2 separate regions of the Mus musculus genome follow, and region 1 is linked to region 2. A link is a loop called in an ENCODE intact Hi-C map of the cell type or tissue named here. Cell type or tissue: heart. All regions are shown on one strand.

Region 1 (8,000 bases), 88 kb after region 2:
CCTAACCCTATGACCACTCCTTTCTTTTCCCCTTCCTCTGCTCCCTGGTCTCTCCCCAACCCAAAGCCCAGGAACCTCCCTCCACCACCATCTCTTTTACTCAGCCCAGGCTGTAGGCATCTTAATTAACCAATCAGGGATAACTTGGGCAACAAGGTTTAGATAGCAGTAGCCTGTGTCCGGAGGATCTGCTCATCTCAGAGCAAGCAGATAGAGGTACAGAATTCAGCATCTGAAAACAAGCAGCACCAGACCAACCCGACAGGAACCGTTTCCAGCTGACTCGCTTCCTAGCCCCATTTCTGCCGCTTCCTTGAATCTCCTTTCTTTCCTTCCTCTTGCTTTGTCTAATCTTGTTTCTTTTCTTTTCTTTCTTTTTTGTATGTGAGTACCCTGTAGCTGTCTTCAAACACTCCAGAAAAGGGCATCAGATCCCATTAGGATGGTTGTGAGCCACCATGTGGTTGCTGGGATTTGAACTCATGACCTCTGGAAGAACAGTCAGTGCTCTTAACCACTGAGCCATCACTTCCCTTCATCTCTCTCTCCTTCCTGCTCACTTTTCTTTCCTTCTCAAAATGTGTGATGTACTTTTTTCTAAATATATCTTTTTTTTGTTGTTGTTGTTGGCATACAAAATAACTGGTTAGTAGCTCTTTTCTTGTTGCTATGGTGAGATGCTATGACCAAAGGCAATTTATGGGAGAAAGAATTTATTTCTGTTTATCTGGAGGGATGAGAGTCTACTGTGGGGCTGGGGAAATGGCTCAGAGGTTAAGAGCACTGGCTGTTCTGAGTTCAATTTCCAGCAACCACATGGTGGCTCACAGACCTTTGTAGTGGGATCTGGTGCCCTCTTCTGGCTTGCAGGCATACATACAGGAAGAACACTGTATACATAATAAATAAATAAATCCTTAAAAAAAAAAGGAGTCTACTGTGGTGAGGAAACATGACAAAACTCACAGGGTTGTCCTTCTTCCATCAAGACCCCATGTCCTAAACTTCACCAAACAGCACTGCCAACTGGGAACTAAGTGTTTGGATACCCGAGCCTGTGGGGACATTGCTCATTCAAACCACCACAATGGGTTTCTTTCTAAAAAATTTAAAATTACATTTCCATATTTATGTGTGTGTGCATGTGTGCGTGTGTGTCCACATGAATGCTACACTTAGAGCACAACTTCCAGGAATCAGTTTTCTCCCTTACTTATTCCTTTTGCATTCCATTCCTGAGCCAGAGGCAGCCACTACTACACCCAGGGTGGCATTTGGATGGGCAGAGGCTGTGGTCACAGATAATGTTGCCGGGACATATTGAATTGTTAATAAAATTAGAAAATGTCATGTTTAACTGTATAAATGTCACAATTTCTTTGAGTTCCCCTGCGCACCCCGCCGCATTATTTTTGTTTGTTTTAAAATCAAAACACCGGAATCCGCTTTCACGGTCATCAACAAGGACTTGGTTGAATAAATTATGTTCTGTCCATTCTGACTCAGCGAGCTCTATCGGCATTTGCGTGAGCCGAGCCACTTCTAAGGAACAAGCTCTTGGAATAGAAAGACGGGATGTCTAAAGGAGGAAAGCTAAGTTCAAAACAACTGGTACGCTGACACTTGTGTATGTTCTCAGGTGTGCATAGAGATGTGTGTGGGGTAGTGTCACACACCTTTAATCTCAGCACTCAGGTGGATCTCTGTGAGTTTGGGGCCAGCCTGGTTTACAAATTTATTCCCAGGACAGCCAGAACTATATAATAAAACTAGAATACAACAACAACAAAACAACCTATAAACAAAACAAAACATGACGGTTGTAGAGGCCAGAGAGTGTTTGCTGCTCTTCCAGAGGACCCAGGTTCAGTTCTCAACACCCACATGATGGCTAACAGCCACCTGGAACTCTACTTCAAAAGGATCTGATGTCCTCTTCTGGTCTCTGTGGATACTTGTATGCATGTGGTGCACAGACATAAATGCAGGCAAAATACATAAAGATATAATATTTTAGAAATAAATATAAAATACACTGAAAGAAAAACTGAAAATTACACCCGGTGTCTTCCAGGAAGGGACCCCTCGTGGCAGGGTGAGATGAGAGAGAACCATCTCTAATGGAGACCTATTGTCATTTATTCACTAAGCAAATCACTTAACAAAAAGGGTTTCTAGTTTGCCTTGCTATAAATTAAGATTTCTAGCTGGGTGCAGTGTCTGTAGTCCCAGCTATACACTGTAGCCACCAGCTCAGACTCATAAGTAAACACTGGGTCTTGATTGGAGAACTTTGTCTTGGCTCGATATTTCTCTTGCAGCCTCTACCCAACCCCATCTTTCCTTTCCGGAACTCAGTAACCCGTGGCCACCAGCGGCTACACTAGGTGTGCACTGAATTACAGCCTCCACTTGTTAGTGTTTTCTAGGAAATTCTCCCTTGCTTACTGAAGAGGGAGGCGCCATCCAAGTGACACGAGACCAGGGAACTGCTGTTAGGGAGGCAAAGTTAGTGAGCTACAGGTCTGTATGTGCTTGCCTTGAAGTGGAAATTTATTATTTATTTATTTATTTACTTATTTATTTATTTAAGAGACTCAATTGTGTCATGTGATATTTTTCTGGAAGTTGCTCTCTGAGAAGATGGGTAGGGGTTAGGGAGGCTGTTTTGCTGAGAACAGACATGTGGTGTTTTTCTTGAAGCTGCCAGGATAAAGGGCATGCAATGTTTTGCAAGAGTGTGTTGTTTGGGAAGGGTATGAATATAAAACTCCAGCTTTCACGCCCAGGTAATGGAATGTCTCTGCCACCTGACCTGAGGCAAGGACAATGGGTCAGCGGCAGTTTCCAGACCTCCTCAGCAAGTTTCCAGACCCCCACATCCTGGTAATGGAATGTCCGTAGAGATGGACCCAATGGATTAACATAGAAGTCACCTACCCCGGAATTCCCTAGTGTGCTTTAAATCAGGCCTGCAAGCTCACTTGGGTATCTCTATCTTGGTAATGGTAAACCCTAGCATGGTGGACTTCTGCAGAATAAAACACACTTTGTTTTTACATACTATTTGAGTCAGGGATATTATTCTTCAGTGAACCACGGACCCTTACACTGGAAAATCTCATCCTGAGATCAGAGGGTTAGAATTGTTGACTCCTGCCCCGGGCCTGCAAGTCGTGGTGCACATAGCCCTGTGCCCCAACTTTTGCCCCTCCCCTGTTCCAGAGGTCATGTAGCCAGTAGCCAGGTTAAACTTCCTCTCCCCTTATAAGGTTGTGTCCAATAGCATCTGCAATTCCTCCTTACGCAAATGAGGCATTCCTAGCATCCTAGCCCTGCCTGGCCAATGATGTACTCTCACCCATGACCCCTGTTCACCCCTCAAAGGTTTAAATATCTTTCGTTCCCTGAGGAAACTGAGCCGTCTCACTGGGTCGCCATGCTCACTGCCGCCTGCGGTTTAGCTGTTGGGATCAAGCAAAAGAAACTTATTTTAAGTACTATTATTGTCTTTTCAGACCCCGTTTAATCAGAGGGAGAAACTACATTCAAGGTCCCAGGCCCCGGGGGAGCTGGGGACTTCCCTAGAGCTCAAGAGCTTCTGTTGTAAACAGCTGTTTGAGCCCAGATATCTCAGGGACAATGTGTAAGGAGTCAGCTGTCTGTGTCCAGCCATCTCAAGGACCTTACGAGCAGGGTCAAACAAGTCTCCAGTGGGTACTCCTTTGCTTAACCCATAATGTCAAGACACAAGATACCACTGCAGCTCTCTCCAGCTCCTCCCCCCTCACTTTGTGTTCCCATCCTATAAAACTGTTGTACAATCTCCCTTCAGGAACTCAGTTCAGATCCTGAATTGCTGTTGCAATTCCTAAGTGCTCAGAAAATAAAATTTCCTTTTTAAGCTTCTGTATCTGAAGTGAGTTTTCTCGGCTTCCACCCCGAACCTAAAATCACTCCCAGCTGTTCTGGCCTCCCCTCCTCTCTCAGGATCCACCAGTTGTGATAGGTTGACCATAGCATCACAAGTAGGGAAATGGAGTCTGAGCAGCACATAACCTTTTAAATACACGAGGTATATGTGCACACGCACACACACACACACACACACACACACACACTCCTATATATACATGTATACATGAAATTTAAAAAAAAAGTTGATCATGGTGGCACAGACCTTTTAATCCCAGTACTTGGGGGAAAAGGCAGGTGGATTTCCGTGAGTTTGAGGCTAGCGTGTTCTGCATAGAGACTTTTAGGCAGCCAGAGCTGCATAGCAAAATTCAATCTCAAAATAGATAGCTATGGGCTGGAGAGACGGCTCAGCAGTTAAGAGCACTGACTGCTCTTCCATAGGTCCTGAGTTCAATTCCCAGCAACCACATGGTGGCTCAAAACCATCTGTAATGGGATCTGATGCCCTCTTCTGGTGTGTCTGAAGACAGCTACAGCGTACTCATATAAATAAAATAAATATATCTTAGAAAAATAGATAGTGCCGGGCAGTGGTGGCGCATGCCTTTAATCCCAGCACTTGGGAGGTAGAGGCAGGTGGATTTCTGAGTTCGAAGCCTACAGAGTGAGTTCCAGGATAGCCAGGGTTACACAGAAAAACCCTGTCTCAAAAAAAAAAAAAAACCAAATTTCCTGTCATTTGAGTGGTGAACAGGAAGGAGCCTTGGGTGTGCACGGTCCCTAAGGTGACCCTCATAGTTTTCTTATTTAAAACGTCATACTGAAGCGATATTACATTCTAGAATCTCAGTCAAGCAAAATCTATTAAAACAATCAAACCGTCCTCATATCTTAACAGTTGGAGATAATAACGTCTGCGAGTGGTTTAGCGTGTTTCTCTTCAGCCTCCATTCACTCATTGCTTTCTCTTTCTCGACATTTCCTCTACAGGTCAGGGTCTCTCCTGAGGGGCTCCCTGCTCAACTTGCAGACAGCTCCACCAGAATCCTCTCCCCTCCAACTGTTGCTCTCTCAGCCTCCTGGGCTTTGTGATTTTCCCTTGCTTCCTGCTTCTCAAACCTCTCTCCTGCCGTTAGGAGAAAGAGCTACACAACACCAGGGAGCGTTTCCGACCCGTGATGATAAGTTTTGCACTTGGCAACGCAACTACACCACTAGCATCCTTTCAAGCCGCCGGTGTCTGGGTACCGCTGGCTTCTCTGGGATCTCAGTGCTCTGGGCAGATGACTGGAGCCCAGGAATATAGGATTTAACTAGGCAAATGGATACAGTGAGACCTGCGTCAAAAGGCGTTCCATTATGTGGACTTTAGCGTACATTCTAAGTAGAGTTATTTTAGAAAAGCTTCCCGGCTCACAGCACTTTGGAGTTTTTCGGAGGAGGGAAAAGATGCCCTTAGTTTGGACGATAGCTTGCCATCCTGGGAAAGCCCAGGACTTTACGCTAGAAGTTTCAGCGTTCATATTTCTATCTTTCGAGCCTGGCCTTCGTGTTAACATCAAGATTTTTAAAGCTGCTTTTAGGGGAGAAGATTTCTTCCCACGTTATGAGTAGGGGAGCTCACAGCACTGACATTTAATGTTCTTTGGTACCTTAAACCATTCCGTAGATTTTTATCTGGCAGATACAGGACAAGCGGCGGGTACATTAAGAATTGAAGTAGTAATGTTGTATGAAAAAAAAAAAAAAAAAAAAAAGTGAAGCACCCGCTTCCGCAGCGAGCAGGGTTCGAACCTGCGCGGGGAGACCCCATTGGATTTCAAGTCCAACGCCTTAACCACTCGGCCATCGCTGCTACGGAGAAAGGACGAAGGCGGAGACACTTTAGGGTATCAGCCAGTGCACGCGCGCCAGCGCTGAGAGTAGGCGGGGCCTGCAGCGGCTTGCAGCTCCGTAGGCTGAGGCGCCTGGGACGTGGAGTGGCTGAAGTTTCCGCGAGGACGCGGAGAAAAAGAAAAGGGGGCGCGTCCGGGTCCTAGAACTCGGTCCTTCGCTGTGTTCGGGGATCTGCCGCCTAACCTGGTTTCTGGTCGCAGACCTGGCTTTTGCCCTCCCGCTTTCCCAGCGGCGTTACGGGATGGCCGTGAACCATAGGGTTGTCTCGCTGCGTGTGGAGGGCTCGCCCGCTCGGAAGTCGCGGCTCTCTCCGGTGCGCGTTAGCTCTGCGTTCGTTACCCTTCAGCGCGAACGTGGGAGCCGCCCTGCGTGATTTTTTTTTGCGTGGCCTCGTGGACGCGCTCAAACCCGTCGGACGGCCGTCGGAAGCGCGGCGGCTCGCGGGTGGGAGGCCACCGCAGCGCGCATGCGCAGCTTCTACCCTCACCCCGTCCTCCCTGTTTGAATTCCCCGCCCGGAGGCTGAGCGCAGGTTTCTCAGGAGGAGGCCGGAAGCCGAGGTGTCGAGCGACCTCCTGATAGGTGTGTGGACTTTCTTGAGACCTCCCTCTTTAGTAACGGTGCTGGCACGTGACAGACCGTGCGCTGTGGTATCCCGGGTGGTATCCCGGGAACCCCTAGGGTAAAAATTTCAAGGTGATCAGCTGGGGTACAGTAGGAGCCCCAGATCAAATGGCATCACTTTGGTCCTGTTTGTGACAATCACTCGTGGCTTTTTTGTCCCAATTAACCCTGCTAAGCCTAATAGGGTGTTGCTTATCTTGTTCTCTGATTCTACATGTACACCTTTAATCCCAGCACTCAGGAGGTAGAGGCAGGTGGATCTCTGAGTTCGAGGCCAGCCTGGTCTACAGAGTGAGTTTTAGGACAGCCTGCGCTACTCAAAATACAATACAAAACAAAAAGGCATCAAATCCATTTTGTTGAGGCCTGTGGGGACATTTTATAAAATCATATAAATCATAAAGGAAGAAACATTAAGGGCTGTTCTAAGCCTGTCATTTTTCCAGGGGACACTGGCCCATGAGTTTTTTGGGAAAGGCTATATAGTTAATAAACGGGAGATTCAAAGTTACAACATGCAAAATTAGTTTAAATAGTAGTTAAATCAGTTAAATGTAGTTAGATCAGTTAAATGTGAATAATCACTGTATTCCAACCTGAGCAAGACAGTCTCTTTAAAAATTAAAATTAAGTGAAGGTCCCATGATTTGTTATCTACAGTTTGAAGTTCTTTTTAATCTTCATTGTCCTTTGTTAATCTCTAGTACAGTGGAATAAATAAGGAAGACTGATATGACAGTAAGCAAACTAACAGATCAGATGTGTGTGTGTGTGTGTGTGTGGTGTTTGGGTGCCTACTCATATATGGTGTGTGTTTGGGTCAGAGATGATTTTAGGAATCTTTCCCTTTCACTCTCTGACCCTTATTTAAAAATGTTTTCTCATCTGATATATTCTGAGGTAGTCTCCCACTGCCTCTTGAACTCATCTGGTCTCAGTTGCTGGGAAGAAACACTGTGACCTAGGCAACTTATTAAAGAAAGCATTTCATAGGGACTTACAGTTCAGAGCGTGAGTCTGTGGCCATCATGGTGGGGAGCATGGAAGCAGTCAGGCTGGCATGGCACTGAGGCAGTAGCTGAGAGCGGACATCTTATCTGAAAGTTGGAGGCAGAGAGAGGGAGGGAGAGAGGAAGAGAGACTGAGAGACTGACACTAACTGGGCCCTCAGAGCCCACTCCTGGTGACATGCCTCCTCCAACAAGGTCACAATTCCTCATCCTTTCCAAAGCAGTTCCATTAACTGGGGATCAAGCCTTCACATATGCGAGCCTGTAGGGGGCATTCTTCTTCACATTGGTTTGATTGGTTGGCCAGCAAGCTGCTCTGCCCACCTCCAGGGGCTAGTCTCTACTCCATGCCCAGCTCCGGGGTTGTTGGGTTGCTGGAGAGCTGAAGTCAGGATCTGACGCATGCGCAGGAAGCTCTTTACCCACTTGGCCATCTCTTCAACACTACAGAATATTTTTGAGGTGCATAATTTTTGTTCTTTATCCCGAGCATCCATTCTCAAGTGACAGTTGCCCTTAAGGAACCGCACTCACCTACCAGAGACTAAACGCA
Region 2 (8,000 bases):
AAATAAAAACAAAAAAATAAACCATAATTCCACTTACCAATTGTTCTATAAATATACAAATCTTTAAAGTTGTCAAACTTTTCAAAACACTGAACTAGTTTAACAAATGAGGCTCTCTTCAGTTTTTATGAACAAAGGCTACATCAAGAGCAGAAAAAGTTAGCTGGAAAAGGAATATCTACTAGCTTTCTCTTTACTGTTTTTCTGCGTCTTACATACCCCAGCTCCAGTCAGAACTATTATCTTTTTACACTCCTGCAGTAACTTCACAGCATCTTCAATTGTATTGATATCTTTTCTTTTTTTCCGCTTTGGTGGTTCTGAAAGGATATTAATAACAATCTGCCACAGCGTCATATCATCCAGCTCAGGTGGAGGAATTGTTTCTGGTAATAAATCTTTAAGAATTGTTCGAGGATCGGTGCCAATCATGAGATGTTGCTGAACAAAAGTATATGGACCTATATTAAGGGAAGAAAGACTCACATCAATTCCACTTCTAATAAAAAGCTATTTTTTCAAGCAATGAGTTAGCAATATATACATTTTTATGCAAAGAATACAATTTATATGTATTTCATGTCATATCCCTAACAAGATCTGACTAATTCAGTTTGGGGAGGGTGTGCTTAAGTCTAAGGGGTTTTTTTGGTTGGTTGGTTGGGGACAGGGTTTCTGTGTAGCCCTGGCTCTCCTGGAACTTGCTCTGTAGATCAGGCTGGCCTAGAACTCAAGATTCTCCTGCCTCTGCCTCCTGAGTGCTAGGATTAAAGATGCCTGCCACTACTGCCTGGACTGTCTAGGTATTCTGACTGCCTTAGATGGGAGGACGTGGTGAGCGACTCAAGGATTACCATGCAGGAGGCCAAGAAAAAAAAAATCTTACCAATACCTGAGCAACTAAATCTAAATGGTAAAGGTGACAGAGAATTTAAAGTTGGTACAAAAGCAGCTGTTGGGGTGGTACCAAATAACTATAATCCCCAGCATTTAGACACAAGATCAGAAATTCAAGGCTAATATGTGCTGGCTGGCTACCCAGCCAATGAGTTCAAGCCAGTCTAGGCTATACGTGTTCCTGTCTCAACAAGCAAGCAGACGAACGACAACAACCACAACAAAACAAGCAAGCAAAACCCCCAAAGGCTGTACACAGAAAGCAAAAACAATGTACAGAAGAAAAGAGGTGAGGACCTAACCTCAGGCACTGACAAACGGACATGGTACATACAGCACACCTATAATCCCAGCACTCTGGACTGCTGGTAAAGTCAGGATATCAATGTCATCCTTACATCCTAGACTCCACAAGTTTAAAGCCATCATAGGATAGATGAAAATGTCAAAAAAAAAAAAAAAAAAAATCAAGAAAAGAGAGAAGGAAGAGTAAGTCAAAAAGAGCTTTGGTTGTGATGTACTCCAGAGGCTGGGCAGAGACTGCAGAGTAGCTTAACTAGCTTGGGCTATAAAATATCTTGTCTCAAAAAGGAAGGACGGACAGAAGGACGGAAGGAATGAAGGAAGTTTGCAATTGTTTCAAAGATGCACATGCCTGAAGCATACCTATCCGCGGCCGCGGAGTCCAGTCACTAGAGCTGGCGTGTGACGTTCTGTCATCGTCATCACTTTCACAGGAATGAAAGCCATTAGTGAGGAGTCCATCGGTCAACAGGAGGTTGTCTGTCAAAGAGATCAAAAGGCTGCGGCTCAGACAATCCCCAGCTGGGCCCTGCGGTCCACACCTGCAATCCCAGGTACTTTGAGGCCCGTTTGGCCTGTATGGTGAGACACACACAGGTTCTTGAGACAAAAACAAAAAACCAGAAAGGCACAGAAGCACACACATCTGTAACTCCAGCACCTGGAAGGCACAGACATTGGAAACCAGCCTGACATATATAAAATAGTGAGTTCCGGACCAGCCTGGGCTAAACAGGGACCCTACCTCAAAAAATCCAAAATGAAGACACACACACACACACACAAATAAAATCTGTGTAGCCCTACAAAAGCAGCTCAGGGTTCCATGCCCAGGACAAAGAAATACAACTTCATGAAATGCATCAAATAGAAATTACTTCTAAATATCACTGAGATAAAAATCAATCCCTGGCTGTGTTCTCACTGCCCCAACCAGAGAAAGTCTCTTTCCGTAGCCCTTTCAAGTAGCAATCTACCTGCTTCAGCCACTGGGTGTTAGTAAATGTATGATTTAAAGAACACGAAGCATACTTTATGCGACTTGTTTCCCCTTTAATACCTGACATCAAGGGTCATTTCCTATTTCAGTCCCTAACACGTTTTGTTGTTTTTTAATTCATGGCACCATTATACGAGCCACAAACATCTACAAGGGCACTGACAGACTCTGATAAATTCTGTACAAAGCTTTTCAGGAAGACGATAAGTGGCATTATTACAAAAACAAAACAAAAAAGTAACCCAAACGTTTGGCGTCAATAGGGCAAAACCAAGCAGGTTTGTTTCAGGTTTGTTAATCTAAAAATGTTGCGAGCATGATTTTGAAAGGAAAAGAAAACTTACGAAAGTACAGTACAACTATAACTCCTCTATATCGAAGTGATAAATGCAATCGCAGAAAAGCAACATTTTTAGGAATAGCCATTTCCTTACATTTTTTAGACTGTGTCTCAAGAAATAGCTTTGGTGTATTAAAATTTCTAACTTCAAAAAAAGACATAGGTCTATCCAAAAAAGAAAAAAAAAAAAAAAAGCAACACAGGTGTCAGTTTGCAAAACGAAATCGCATGTCGATCCACGGGACAGCCCCAAAGTCGCAAAGCAAAGTGTGCAGTGAGGAAAACTATAACTTCACTAAAGGCGCATCGGGAGGGAAACCAAACCGAGGGAGGGAAAACTTCACTCTAACGCCAAACTGCGAGAACCGCGGTCCCGGCGACTGCGCGCAGCAGCGCAAGGCGGCCCAGGCGAGCGGCGAGTCCGCGCGCGGCTCCGCAGCAGGGCCGGCGAGCTCGGCGGCGCGCGGCCGAGCCAGGGCCGAGCTGCGCCGCTGCCGCCGCCGCCGCCGCGGAGCCCGCGGAGCTCTCGGGGCCCTGGGCAACCTGGGACCGGGTCACAGGCGGGGACGCGGAGGGACGCGGCTGCGCGGCAGCGCGCGCGGACTCACCTCGGTAGCCGATCGCTGCCGCCGCCGCTGCCGCCGCCGCCTCGTCCTCCTCCTCGCCCTCGTCGTCGTCGAAGTCGTCAGCCGCCCTCGGCTCCCGCCGCAGGCCGGACCCATTGTCTCCGTCCCCGGCCACGGCCGTCGCCGGGGCCTCCCGCTCCGCGCTCGCCGCCGCCCCTGCCGCCTCCCGCCACAGCGCCGCCGGGGCCGCGGCGCTCGCCGCCTCACACCCCGCGGCCGCCGGCGCCACTGCTGCGCTCGGCTCGCCCGGGCTGCGCCCGAGGCCAGGCCCGTCTCGGCGGGGCCTCTTGCGGAGCGGCTCGTCCGCCGGCTGCGACGCGGCCTCCATGGCGGCCGCCGCGGAAGGGGAGCCGGCGGCCTGAAGGGCGAGCGCCACCTCGTCCGCCATCTTCCAACTGCCTCTCTGGCCCTCCGCCCTCGCCTCCTCTGCTCCGCTCGACGCGCGGCACTGGCGCCCCCGCGGCTCGGCTGCGGGAGATTTAAACCCCGTCACGTGACCCGCCCCTCCCCGCCCCCGCGCCTCTCCCGCCACCCACGCGGGCCGGACCACAACACGCCGGGTCACGTGGCCGGGCGCCGCCCGCGGCCTGGGCCCTTCCCGGCCCCACCCAGGGCGGCTCGGCTCCCCTCAGCGGCCTCTGGCGCCTCCCGCCCGCCCGACCCGTTCGCTCGCTCGCTCGCTCGCTCGCTTGCTCGTCCGGGATCGCCGCGGTGGTTCAAGTTTGCGATGGCGCCGCCACTTCCCACCTGGGCCTCACGCGTGCACCTTGCCTGCCTGCGCCTCTTCGCCTCAAGTCGGCTTTTACCTCAGGGGCTCTGGAGAGCCCAACCTGGCCGACGCCGGCCTTCCTGAGGAGAACTCCTCCACCTGCCTTGCCCTTGCTCTGTGACAGCTCTTCCTCAGGTTACCCCTGTGGTCTCTCCTCAGGAAGTTTGCGCTCTCTCCCAATCTCCCTTCTCAAGTGCAATGGAATGCCCAAGCCAGCCCTCGGGGCCTGTTGCCCTCCTGGAAAGATCTGGCGATTGAGGACCCGCCCTATCTGCTCTCTGGACCCACCAGGTCCTCTGTACCTCGCTTTAGTCTTTGGTAAAATTCATCTCTTGGGGCAGCAAGAGAGAGGACAGAAGGGAGAGTGGTTGGTTCTCCACAAACTTCTGTGTTAAGAGTCAGATTGGGCCTGGGCTCTTGTGACTTGGGCGATTGACTGAACCTTTTCTAAGCCCAGTTTTTAATCATCTCTAAAATGACAGGGCCAGGACCGAAAGAGACTGTAGCTCAGTTGTAAAGTCACGCTTGCCAGACAACCCCGAAGCCCTAGAGAGAGGGAGGAAGGAGGGTAAGTTGAAGGTAATCTCCAACTACTTAGGAAGTTCAAAAAAGGCCTGGAATACATAAGACCTCGTCTCAAAAACGAAATTTAAAACGATAGACCATGAGAAATCAGCTAGTCAGGTTTAAAGTAAATGACATTAGTTTTAAAATCCTAGGCAGTTGATGGTGGCACAGGCCTTTAATCCCAGCAAGCTGGAGGAGACAGGAGGAGGTTCACTAGGACAGCCAAGGCTACACAAAGAAACCCTGTCTCGAAAAAATAATCTTACTTCTAGAATTGTAGAAATGGCTCTGTAGTTAACAGCACTTGTTGCTCCTGCAGAGGCCCTAGGTTTGACTCCCATCATCCACATGACAGCTCATACCTTCAGATCTGACACCTGCTTTTGGTAAACACAGACATGTATGGAGCCAAAAGACCCAAACACATAAAAATCCTCTTTGTTGTTGTTTTATGAGTTAGGGTTTCTCTGTGTAGCCCTGGCTGTCCAGGAACTCTGTAGATCAGGCTGTCCTTGAACTCAGAGGCCACCTGCCTCTGCTTCTTGAACTGCTGGGATTAAAGATGTACACCAGCAAGCCCAGCATAAAAATACATATTTAAATAATTTTTTAAATAATCCTTAGTTCCTTCACAACTCTAAGCCCCTTCACTTTCTAGTTACCATGAAATTCTGAGCACCTGTATCCATTTGGATCATTAGGGCTCAATTGCACATGGTTCAATTACAGTGGGGTTTCCCCAGATTTTAGAGTTAGAGGCAGCAGGATCAGAAAATTAAATCCATTTGCACTAGGTAATAAATTTGATCCCACCCTATCTCAAAAACAAAACACTAGCCACACGTGGCAGCACACACCTTTTACAACAGGACTCAGGAGCCTGGCATGATGGGACAGACCTTTACTCCCTGCACTTGAGGCAGATGCAGGCAAATCTAGGCATCCTGGTGTACATATGAAGTTCAGGCAAGCCAGGGCCACGTAGGCTCAAAGACTAAAAAAAAAAAAATAATTAAAATTAAAATATTAAACCTGGGAGTGTTGCTATAGCTCAGTGGTTAAGCACATGCAATAATCTTTCAGAGAACTTGAATTTGGTTCCCAGCACCTATTTCAGGTGGCTCACAACCACCTGTAACTCCAGTTCCAGACTATTCTGATTTCCAAAGGTGTTTTGTGCACTCGAGCATACACACACACACACACACACACACTCACACTCACAAACAATGCAAACAATTTTTAAAAATCCTTAGGCCCAGGATGGATGTGGCTGAACACACTTTCAACCTTAGCACTCAGGAGGCAGAATGGAGATTTGAGGCCCGCATAGTTTACATAGCAAGTTCCAAGGCAGACAGAACTGTAGAGTGAGACCCTGTCTCAAAAACAATAAATAGTAATATTCTTTAGGTCCCCCGCAGTGGTACACGCCTTTAATCCCAGCTCTAGGAAGGCAGCAGCAGGTGGATCTCCATGAGTTTGAGGCCAGCTTGTTTTACTTATGTCTAGGCTACCAAGGACTACATCATTAAAGACTGTACCAAACAAAAGTAAAAAAAAAAAAAAAAAAAAATGGGGACAGGGACATGGATCTATGGGGAACAGCCTGATGATAACTTGATCTCTGGGGCCCACGTGGTAGAAAAAGAGGATCTCCAAGCCACACAGCACAGGAGGCAGGAAACATGTATAGCACTGTGCTGTTTAAGCATACGTTGAAGGGGTTTTACAAGCTAACCATGAAAGCAAGTGGCACTTGCTACTTATTGCATCCAGCTTTCTAGAAGTTAGTGGTGCACCTATACACAAAGAAGACTGGCAGGTTGTATTGTTCCAGTTGGCAGACTAGAGAAGTTCATGAATCAGGCAAGAATCAGGACTGATATAGTACCTTTGGTACCACATAGCAATGCACAAAGCTCTGCATTCAATCCTAGCCCCTCAGAAATCAGGCATGGTGGAACGTGGTCTGCAGTCCCAGCACCTGGGAAGTAGAAGCAGGAAGATAGAAAGTCACATGTCAGTCCTGTTATGCTGGCTAGGTTTATGTCAACTTGACATAGGTAGAGACATTTTAGAAGAGGGAATCTCGGTTGAGAAAATGCTCCCACTAGATTTTCCTGTCAGCAAGTCTGATTGATGTGGAAAGGGCCCGGCTCACTGTGGATGGTGCCAACCCTGATCCTGGGTGCTATAAGAAAGCAGGCTGAGTCAAACAGTGGTGGTGCATGCCTTTAATCCCAGCAGGATTCCTCAGGAAGCAGAGGGAAGTGGATCTCTGTGAGTTCGAGGCCAACCTGGTCTACAAAGCAAATTCCAGGACAGCCAGGGCTACATAGAGAAAGCTTGTATAAAAAAATAAAAAATTATATATATATATAATCAGGAGAAAGAAAGAAAGAAAGAAAGAAAGAAAGAAAGAAAGAAAGAAAGAAAGAAAGAAAGAGAGAGAGAGGCTGAGCAAGCTATAGAGTACTCCAGTAAGCAGCATCCCTCCATGGCCTCTGCCTCAGTTCCTGCCTCCAGGTTCCTGCCTTAAGTTCCTGTCCTAAAGTCCCTCAGTGACTGAGTATGACCTGAGAGTTGGAAGCAGAAATAAACCCTTCTCTCCCAAAGTTATGTCCATGGTGTTTTAGTACAGCAACTGAAACCTTAAATAAGACACTTGTCTAAGCAAATTCATGGCCAGACAGAGCAACATAAGATTCCGTCTTGAAGTGAAGGTAGTAGAGCAGGAAGGATGGAAGGGAAAGAGGAGGCCAAAGGAGTAGGAAGAAGAGAAGAGACAATGATTGGGGGGGAGGTTGCTGGGGATTGTAGCTCAGTGGTAGATTATTTAGATAGAATGCCCTGGGTTTTAGCCTCACCACACAAAAGGAAATGAAAAAGATATCGTAGCTATGTGTATTGTGCTTGTGTTGGCTGCTGGATTACCTATAATTGTGGCAGTGGTGGTGGTGGCAGTAATGATTGTTATTTTCCAGCACTGGGAATTAAACTAAGAGTATCGTGAAGTTTAAGAAAACACACTGCCGAGCTGGAGAGATGGCTCAGTGGTTAAGAGCACCTACTGCTCCTCCGAAGGTCCTGAGTTCAAATCCCAGCAACCACATGGTGGCTAACAACCATCCGTAATGAGATCTGATGCCCTCTTCTGGTGCATCTGAAGACAGCTACAGTGTACTTAGATATAATAATAAATAAATCTTTAAAAAAAAAAAAAGAAAAGAAAAGAAAAGAAAAGACACTGCTGAAGCCAGGCAGTGGTGGTACACACCTTTAGTCCCAGCATTCAGGAGGCAGAGGCAGGCAGATCTTTGAGTTCAAGGGCAGCCTGGTTTACAGAGTGAGTTCCAGGACAGCCAGGGCTACAGAAGAAAACTCTGTCTTGAAAACAAACAAACAAACAAACAAACAAACCAAAAGCTACAGAAAAAAACTGTCTTGAAAAACCAAAAAAAAGAAAGAAAAGAAAAGAAAAAAGAAACACAAAAC

Evidence for each region. Peaks named below come from ENCODE experiments on the same cell type or tissue, not always from the same donor. Only the 100,000 strongest peaks of a DNase experiment are listed, where the experiment ranks them.
Region 1: a loop joins it to region 2, with 13 times the contacts of the local background. A loop is called at or near these places in 3 of 42 quality-filtered maps.

Annotation. Positions count from the first base shown.
Region 1 is chr10:63,423,785-63,431,784 of GRCm38, forward strand. n-TStga3 (a tRNA gene) reads right to left here and starts at 5,773; the gene lies at 5,692-5,773. It also overlaps a transcript of Ctnna3 not described here. In heart, CTCF peaks have their summits at 854 (motif pointing left) and 4,431 (motif pointing left); DNase peaks (open chromatin) are centred at 5,127, 5,817 and 6,347; H3K4me3 peaks cover 2,218 bases; H3K27ac peaks cover 2,027 bases.
Region 2 is chr10:63,335,417-63,343,416 of GRCm38, forward strand. It overlaps Sirt1 (sirtuin 1), which reads right to left and starts at 3,619. Exons shown (of 9, transcript NM_019812.3): 1 at 3,149-3,619; 2 at 1,564-1,680; 3 at 220-461. The coding sequence starts at 3,554. RefSeq lists a promoter at 3,555-4,183. In heart, a CTCF peak has its summit at 3,595; DNase peaks (open chromatin) are centred at 3,035 and 3,675; H3K4me3 peaks cover 3,184 bases; H3K27ac peaks cover 1,686 bases.